Regions from separate parts of the Homo sapiens genome. Here region 2 is linked to region 1. Evidence: read pairs that join two places in POLR2A ChIA-PET (ENCODE). Cell type or tissue: HepG2. All regions are shown on one strand. Links, peaks and the distances in the headings refer to the core of each region. The heading gives the core; the rest is flanking DNA. Region 1 overlaps CELSR1 (cadherin EGF LAG seven-pass G-type receptor 1). Region 2 overlaps CELSR1 (cadherin EGF LAG seven-pass G-type receptor 1).

Region 1 (4,377 bases), core at 195-4,194:
CCAGTGCCCTGGCTTCAGTTCTGGGTCTCCACCCCACCTCCCAGGCCTGCGCATTATCAGACTGCTCTGATCTTCTGCCCGTCGTCCACCTGCTGCCAGGCTCTTTTTTTTTTTTTTTTTTTTTTGAGACAGGGTCTCACTCTATTGTCCAGGCCAGAGTGCAGTGGCACCATCTCAGCTCACTGCAACCTCTGCCTCCCGGGTTCAAGCGATTCTCATGTTTCAGCCTCCCAAGTAGCTGGGATTACAGGTGCGTACCACTATGCCCAGCTAATCTTTGTATTTTTAGTAAAGACAGGGTTTCACCATGTTGGCCAGGTTGGCCTCGAACTCCTTGACCTCAAGTGATCTGCCTGCCTCGGCCTCCTAAAGTGCTGGGATTACAGGCATGAACCAACGTGCCCAGCCTAATTGTTTCTCATAACGTGCCTGTAGACTATTTTAGATTTTTTCTATGAGATCCTTCATGTTACCTAATAATGACAGCTTTGTTTCTTCCTTTCTGATCTCTATGCTTTTGTTTTCCTTATTCATTGCACTGGCAAGGCCACCCTGCACCACAGTGGTGAACGTGAGTGGGTTCCTGATGTTACAGGGGATGCCTCCAGTATCTTCCCATTGTTATTTATTGCAACTGCAGGTTTTCTGTAGATGTCTTCATTAGATTAAAGTTTCCCCTAGTCCTAGTCTGTTCAAAGGTTTTTCTTTCTTTCTAATCATTAATGAGCATAACATTTATCAAAATTCTTTTGTACATTCATTTCTGAGAAAAATAATATTTTTCCCTTAAATGTACTGGTGAGGTAAATGGCATTCATAGATTTTTAAAATGTTAAACCATCCTTGCATTCCTAAGATAAACCCAACCTGGCCGTGGTTTTTATACTGCAATGCAAATTCTCTAACGGTGAGAGGACTATTTAGTCTTTCTACATCTTAAATCATTTTGTTTTGTTTTGAGACAGTCTCGCTCTATTGCCCAGGCTGGAGTGCAGTGGCTCCATCTCTGCTCACTGCAACCTCTGCCTCCCAGGCTCAAGCAATTCTCCTGCCTCAGCCTCCTGAGTAGCTGGGATTACAGGTGCCCGGCACCACGCCCAGCTAATTTTTGTATTTTTAGTAGAGATTGGGTTTTACCATGTTGGCAAGGCTGGTCTTCCTGACCTCAAGTGATCTGCCTGCCTCAGCCTCCCAAAGGGATCCTGGTGGGATTACACGCATGAGCCACTGCCCTTAAATCACTTTTGACAAGAGTTGTATTTTCCTGGGGATGTACACAAGAATCACTTGAACCTGGGAGGTGGAAGTTGCAGTGAGCTGAGATTGTGCCATCTCACTCCAGCCTGGATTGACAGAGCGAGACTCTCAAAAAAAAAAAAAAAGAAAGAAAGAAAGAAAGGGCCCCCCATCTCCCAATAGAGTCAAAGTGCTTGGGCCTGCCAGTGAATCCCACATCTCCACCCACAGCCTGTGACCAGGCACGTTCCTGAAAGGGCATCTGTGAAGCAGAGGTGGGGGTGGTGAGGAGGAGCTAGCCAGGGTGCTTGGAGTGGCCAGGACAGGACTATGGTAGCTGCTCCAAGCTGCGGCCCAGACAGTGGGGAGGGGAGCAGAGTGGCCATACCGGGTTTTCCGTCTGGTTGATCCCAATCACGAACACCAGCTGAGAGAGGAAGAGCGCCACGGCGAGGTGCTTGTGAATGCTGTGCAGGTTGGAGCGCAGCATGCGGACCAGGCTCAGGAGGACGAAGGCCACCAGCAGGGCTGCCAGTGACAAGGACACAGCGGCATAGGTGACAATCTTCAGAGGCAGGACCTCCCCGTTCTATGGGCAGGAGGGTTAAAGGCAGGAGAGAAGGTAAGGGCCGAGGCTCAGATCTGGTCATTGCATAACAGAGATAAATTACACACTTGCTTATGAAACGATCAAGGCTGGCAGGATCAGGCTGGGCTGGGGAGGCCGAGTGCTCATGGCTCTGGGCCTGGAACTGCCCCTCCTGAGGCTCCTTCAATGCCCTGGGCCCTGGGCATCCCTGGGGCCTGCGGCAGCACGCCAGGCTCCCTCCACTGGCTTGGGGGCCGTTCAGAGACCTCTGGCTTTGGGGCGCCCAGGCCATGGGAGCCTCGGACTCTCACTCCAGCCTCCTTTCTTCTGCCTCAATTTCAGCTTCCTTGGCCCACATGTCACCTGGCATCCTGGCCATGAGACAAGCCCCAACCCCGCCCACATATGAACAAACTCCACTAATCACTGACCCCGTCTCCAGGCTGGGTCCTGCTGGGGAGTGACATTTGCCCATGAGACAGGGGCAGAGGCGGGTCAGCTTCACCTGCATATTGCACAAGAGGCCGCTGCCCTCCTCCAGCCCCGCCTGAGGGCTGACTCACCCTTCCAAGAATGTGACAGAAACCAGGGCCACTTCACATCAAAAAGCCCTCGGAAAGGACAGTGGCCTGGGCCCTTGAGCCACAGTGCAACCCCGGGGAGGGGCCGGGGGAGGCTACCCAGGCCCCTGGTTCTGACTCCTAGACCCCAGGGTCCCACACAGGCCATGGCCAGGCTGGCTCCCACCTCCCTCCTGTCTGGATAACGGGAGGCCAGGACAGCGCTCGGGCCATTCCCCAATTCATCTGCAGCCCACAATGGCCGGCTCACATTCCCAGGCCGCTTAAAATGCCAGAGGTTAAACATTAGCCGCCCAGCCTTTTGTCCTGCTGCCCTGCGTGTGGCCCCGAGGGAGAGCGCCCAGCAGCTGTCACCTCCCTTAGGATCAAAGCAGGTGGGGAGCGGCACCGTCCAACAGACCCGCACTGAAGTGAGGGGCAGGTTCCGAGAGCTCCTCGGAGCCTGAGCTTTGGGTCTGCCATTCCGGGGTTTAATACATAACCAGGGCTCTCTGAAAACCCTTATAATGGGGCTTTGTTATGGAAATCCTCAGACTCTGGCCAATCCTCGAATATGTGTTTTAATCGGTTGATTTGTTTTGTTCCAAGCACTTAGAATGGAAGATTTAGTTTGAGGAGGGGACAGATTTGGGGGCAGGCTCAGCAGGTTTGAGGACGGGCAGGTTTGGCGGGGAGGTGCAGGTTTGGGGGGGAGGGGCAGGTTTGGCGGTAGGCCCAGAGGGCACAGTGGCCACGGGAGGATGCCCACCTCACGCCTGGAGATATCCATGAGCACCGCAAAGCTGGCTGTGTGGCTGCACTGGCAGGCGACATGTGTCCGGTTCCTGGACAGGAGCTCGCAGCCCCGGGCAGACCACCCTCCCGTCCCACCAACGCTGCGGAGAGGACAGAGAAGGGGCAGGGGTAAGACGGTTCCCTCTGCCCATGAGTCTGTAAAGGGCAGCCTTTGCCCAGCCCTGGGGGCTCCCAGGCCATCCTGGCCAAACCAAACAGCAGGTGCCGTGAGTGCTGAAAGCCCAGCGCCCTCGCAGGCTGCTCCCCACCGTGTTCCTCACCAGCCCCCTACACCGAAGACAAGAGCCACCTGGCTGTAAGAAGAGCAGCCTCACTGCCGCGGAGGCAGGACCATGGGAACAGTCTCCCTTCCCTTCTGTGTCTGGTCAGGGCCTCCAAGGAGCACCCTCTGAAGTTCAAGTTCTACGTGCCATCTAGCAGCAAAACTCAAATGGGGCTGTCTCGCGTCCGCCCCGCTGCTGGAACCACTGCCCGGGGTTCACACAGCTGCGATGCGGTCCCGTCTCCTTCTGAGGGCAGACGCTCTCAGAAAGGACATCTCACCTTCCTCTGACACTTTCATCTTCAGATTGCACAATGTTTTATGGGAACTGCCCAGAAGCCAGGGCCCCATTATGACTCCCGTTTTACTGATGGGAAGCCCCAAATAACAAGGTGTTATAAGGTGTGTCTCAGCTTCAGACAGGGCCCTGCCCTCGCAGACTCTGGGAAAAATCACATAACCTCTCAGATCCTTACTTTGCTAATCTGTAAAATGGGATGTTAGCATTAATATGTTTGGCACAAACTTTACAATCTGGGAATAATAAGTGCAACATAAAGCAGAGAGCAGGTCATTAGAGCTGGAGCTAATTGCCAGGACGCAGATGAATGCCCAAGACAGACAGCCGGGCCTGACGTCCGTCGTGGTGGAATGGGTTCCTTTCTTCTCTCTTTTATAAGCCAAGCGCCTACTACATTCCAGGTGCCATGCTGGTTGCTTATTAACTAGAACTTGGAAAGCACAGAAGCAGGAGAAGAATGAGGCTGGGCTAACCGGGCTCGCTCACCATAGCGCCACCCCCAGCACAGCCCCCACTCACGGCTCCTCACTGTGCCCAGGGCAACTGTGATGGGGGCAGCGTTCCTGCTGCACAGACGTCCCCAGATGCACAACGCTCCGCAGATTCAAGCCTG
Region 2 (4,377 bases), core at 269-4,268, 54 kb after region 1:
CGTGGGGGCTGTGTTGTTCATCTGTGCTTGGCGGAGCGCCACACAAATGTACAAGTGCCTGCCTTTGAAAAGACCGTCCTGGAAAAACGTCCGACTCCAATGTACCCTTTGGTTTTGCTGAAGGTGAATTAGACCAATAAACCTTCTCGTCTAAAATGTCATCAGGCAGAAAGGAAAAATAAACAGACTCTGCCTGCTCCCTGCCTGGGAGGGTTCCCTACCCCATGGCTTCTGGTGGCTTTGGCCAGTGGGGAGCCAGACGGGAGGATAGAGTGAGGGAGGGGAGGGGTGTCAGGAGGGTCCCTGGTTAGCTGTGCCCCTCCTGGGTGGTCCGCAGCCCTCTCCTGTGGCTTCTGACCATGACCCCTTCTTTCTGGGCTCCAATCTGCCCTTTCCCTTGATGCTCTAGGACTAAGGGCCATCGCAGCTCCGCTGGCACTGCCTCCAGCCCTGGGTCCCACACCGCCTCTCATGGATGCCCCATGCCCTGCCCAGCCCTTTGTAAATAACCCTTCCAGGGCTGGTCCCACTGGAGCACCCCATCTGCTTCCTGTGGGGACCCTGACTGCTCCACCAGCCTGGCAGCTCCCAGGCCCTGTACACTGGTGGGTGGGGGAAGGGTCCCCGCAGGTTGCACGTGGAGGCAGTGCAGGAGGCCACTCTGACAGGCAACACCCGGGAGATCATGCTCAGATCTAAAATGCAGGTGGCCCACACCTCAGAGACACAGCCACTCTGGAGGGCGGGGGACAGAGAACGAGACTGAAGAGAGGAGGGTGGGCAGCAGCGGCATGGCCCGCACCAATGCTTCCACCCTCTCCAGACTGCTGTATGCTGAATTTTTTCAAGTATGTTTTCTTCATCATCCCCAAAAATGCAAAAACCAAAACCAGCGAGGTGGTGTGGCAGGTAAATGGAGCGTGCTGGGGCAAGGACACAGCTGGGCGGGGCAGGGGGGATGACCGTCTGCATCAGCCAAGGCAGGCAGGGACGCGTGTGCAGGGGGGTTCCCTCGGCAGTGTCACCCACCACCCTCAAGATCACCCTTGCAGCCCCAGCCCTGAGCCCCTCTCAACTGGTCATGGCCCTGGACACCCCTCATCGTCCAGCCCCAACGCCTCCTCCTCCTGGGGGTCCCCTCCCACCCTGAGCCTGTCGTCTTCCCCAAAACCTTCCCTGGTGGCCCAAGGTCACCCCCAAGGTGGCTGCTGGAGGACAGGACCAGAGGTGACATTGGAGACAAAGTGGAGGCCCAGAGAGCAGAGGAACCAGCCCCCAGAAGATTGTCTTCCTGACCTCAAGCTGGCCCCCGCCACCCCTCCAGGCCCCCACACTGCTCCCAACCTGACTGGTCCTGCCCCCAGCTCAGGTGCACTCCAGAGGAGGCCTCTGCACCTGGGTTTGTCAGAGCTGCCACTCGGAGACTAAGTCACGGAGCAGCAGTACTGTCTCCTTCTCGGGCTGGTGCTCATAATCTCTGCTAACACATCCTAGTGTGTGGCCCCGTCAGACCTCCTAATGGACGCCTGAAGACACAGTAAAAACTGGTTGGTTTCCTCCATCAAATAACCTCAGGCAAGAGAGAGAAGTATCTGGCGCTCGCAGGAAAGGCCTAATCCCACACGGGAGGCTGTGCTCAGGCACCGCTGACAGGACCCGGCCCTAGACACGGAAGCCATGGATCCCGGTAATCCACCGTCCTCTGTGTATCTTCTTACATGAGGCCCCTCTCCTCCGGGACAGTGCAGGTGGCGTCCTGCACGGGGACTTTGCTCCTCTGAGCTCCCGGAAAGGGGCGGCCACAGGCGGGCCCCAGTGAACACTCACTGTGTTCAGAGCCAGGGCGGAGTGTGGACAGAGGTGGCCACAGTGGCGTCCTGGCTGCGAGTCCCTCTGCAACTGCAGACACACTGTTGCTTCTGCCATAGGCAGATGATGATTCTGGAGTGTTGAGCACTGATGGGGAGACCAAGGCTGACTCGACCTCCCCCTGCCTACCCCCTCCCCAGCAACAAACGTTCATCTCTGGACTTGGTCTTCTGATACGTGCAGGAAGGAAAATGCGCCACCTATGCCCTATGCTTCCCTGACGATGGGGCACCGTCTCCAGGGTCCCCTGTGGCCCAGCCCTTGGGAGGCACCACCCCAGGGGGCATTGAGCTCTGGTGTCCAGCCCCAGCTGGCTGGAAGGGCACAACAGGAAGGGTCACCAGGTCAGAGTAGGCAGCGCCAGGCAGCAGGACGCAACGGCCACCCGTGCAGCTCACCCAGGTGAACGCGCTTCACACTGGCTAGCACTGCCCCACACAGCCACAGGACGGCACCGTATCAAGAAAAGACTCGGTCTTTGAAATGGACAATGGCAGCAAATAAATCCGCGTCTGTGAGGGCTACCCTCTTCCTCTTGCTCAGCCCTGAGCCCCTCACCCCACCAGCCCCTGCACCTCTGTCAAGCACATGGTTCTCCAAACATCAGCCAAGCCCCACTAGGGGTGACATCCAATGTGCGGCAGCCCAGACCCTGCCCAGACACCTGCCAGCCTTCTCTCAATATCCCCCCAAACCCCGAGCAAGCACTCAGCTCCCAAACCTCACCAGCACCTCCCATCTGCCCTCCTCCCAAATGAGGCTCAAGCTCCACCTGCCCTGGGTTGGCACTGATGGGACAGAGGACAAAAACTATGGTCTCTGTGCAGGTGACCACTACTTGGAGTCTGTGTGGCACGCCTGGGAGATGATGGGATATTCAAGGCAGATGGGAGGGGCGGGCCAGGGAGGTGGAGGGACGCCGGTGGCCAGCATGGAAAGGAGAGTGAAAGCCAGTGGAGGCGACACTACGACCTCAGGCCCAGTGGCTGGACCCCAACTGCTGGTGAGTCGCAGCCAGGCACAGTGGCTGTGAAAGAAGGAAGATGCTCTCTCCATAGAAGGACTGGGTCGATTCTCCTGGAGGACAGAGGAGCCCTCGTCTGCCAACCAAGCTTAGGCCCCAGCCTTGTGAAGTCCGGGAAGCGGGGCACAGCGGGGGTGGCCAGGCTCCAGGAGGAGCCGGTAAGACCCACGCAGACCCACGAGCAAGCGGGGGCACACCCTGGAGCTTCCCAAGAAGAGAAAAGGGATTTGCAAAATCACAGCCGTGGAAAGCACAGCATTTTGATGCAAAAAACAATGTGTTTCCTTACAAGCCAACGAACAGCAAAATAAAGTGAAACCAAAACCACCCAGCCTTCACGGCACTTCCTTGAAGAGTGTTCTGGCTCGCCAGTTACATCCAGGTACAGTGGACGATTTTGGCTACAGAGCCGTGTATGAACAGCCCAGAATTTCAGCCACTAGTAGACTCTGGCCAAGGTGGCTGCAAATGAATAAGCCCTTTCTGTGTCCCTCCCCCAGCGCAGGAGATCTCCGGGGTCCCTGTGTACCCCCCGACCCAGAGCTCTGGGTGGGACTATGACCCCAGCACAGGGCTCAGGTGTATTTACACAGACCCTCCACAAATGTGCATTTCCTAAACCATTTTTTCCAATAGCACATTTAAAAAAAAATTCAGAGCACAAATGTCTCAAGACAGAAAATCTACCAGGGCACCTTTTTTCCTTCCTTTTTTTTTTAGATGGAATTTCGCTCTGTTACCCAGGCTGGAATACAGTGGCACGATCTCGGCTCACTGTAACTTCTGCCTCCCAGGCTCAAGTGACTCTCCTGCCTCAGCCTCCTGAGTAGCTGGGATTACAGGCACCCGCCACCACGCCCGGCTAATTTTTTAATTTTTGTATTTTTGGTAGAGACAGGGTTTCGCCACGTTGGCCAAGCTGGTCTCGAGCTCCTGACCTCAGGTAATCCACCTGCCTTGGCCTCTCAAAGTGCTGGGATTACAGGCGTGAGCCACTGCGCCTCGCCCCAGGGCACCTTCTCGAGCCGCCCTGGGGCCAGGGGGAAGTGGTGGGGCCCATCTTACCTTGTTGTAGTACTGCACCTGCACAGAGTGCCACCGCCCGTCACTCACACCACTGGGAACCTTCGGTGCCACGGTCGTTGTTGTCTCGCCTGCATGGTGGGAGGGAGACCCAGAGAGAAAACAGGGGTTGGCGGGGCCTACTGGGGACCGAGGATTGCGCTGTGAGGCATCAGGGGGAGACAGGTGCACATGGCCACGTCCTCCCTCCCCTCCCCACGGCACCATGGTGGGAGGCGCCCACCACTCCATCCATTTTCTTTTCTGGTTACAAAAGTAATTCTTGTTCCTCTTTTCTGGTTTTGTTTGTTTTGAGATGGAGTCTTGCTCTGTCGCCCAGGCTGGAGTGCAGTGGCGTGATCTCAGCTCACTGCCACCTCCGCCTCCTGGGTTCAAGAGATTCTCCTGCCTCAGCCTCCTGA

Evidence for each region. ChIA-PET counts read pairs that join two places held together with the same protein. Peaks named below come from ENCODE experiments on the same cell type or tissue, not always from the same donor. Only the 100,000 strongest peaks of a DNase experiment are listed, where the experiment ranks them.
Region 2: POLR2A ChIA-PET joins it to region 1 with 10 read pairs; 3 of 35 experiments call an interaction of 5 or more read pairs at or near these places.

What each region holds. Positions count from the first base shown.
Region 1 is chr22:46,375,437-46,379,813 of GRCh38, forward strand. CELSR1 (cadherin EGF LAG seven-pass G-type receptor 1) reads right to left here. Exons shown (of 35, transcript NM_001378328.1): 23 at 3,155-3,281; 24 at 1,625-1,825. Among named protein-coding and RNA genes, the nearest start is that of TRMU, 42 kb to the left of the region's middle. RefSeq lists enhancers at 1,546-2,745, 2,196-2,490 and a silencer at 2,196-2,490. In HepG2, for the core only: no CTCF peak of the experiment used is centred there; DNase peaks (open chromatin) are centred at 2,345, 2,745 and 4,185; H3K4me3 peaks cover 1,750 bases.
Region 2 is chr22:46,429,435-46,433,811 of GRCh38, forward strand. It overlaps CELSR1 (cadherin EGF LAG seven-pass G-type receptor 1), which reads right to left. Exons shown (of 35, transcript NM_001378328.1): 5 at 3,959-4,047. Among named protein-coding and RNA genes, the nearest start is that of TRMU, 96 kb to the left of the region's middle. RefSeq lists enhancers at 3,135-3,184, 3,755-3,874. In HepG2, for the core only: no CTCF peak of the experiment used is centred there; a DNase peak (open chromatin) is centred at 1,777; H3K4me3 peaks cover 1,047 bases.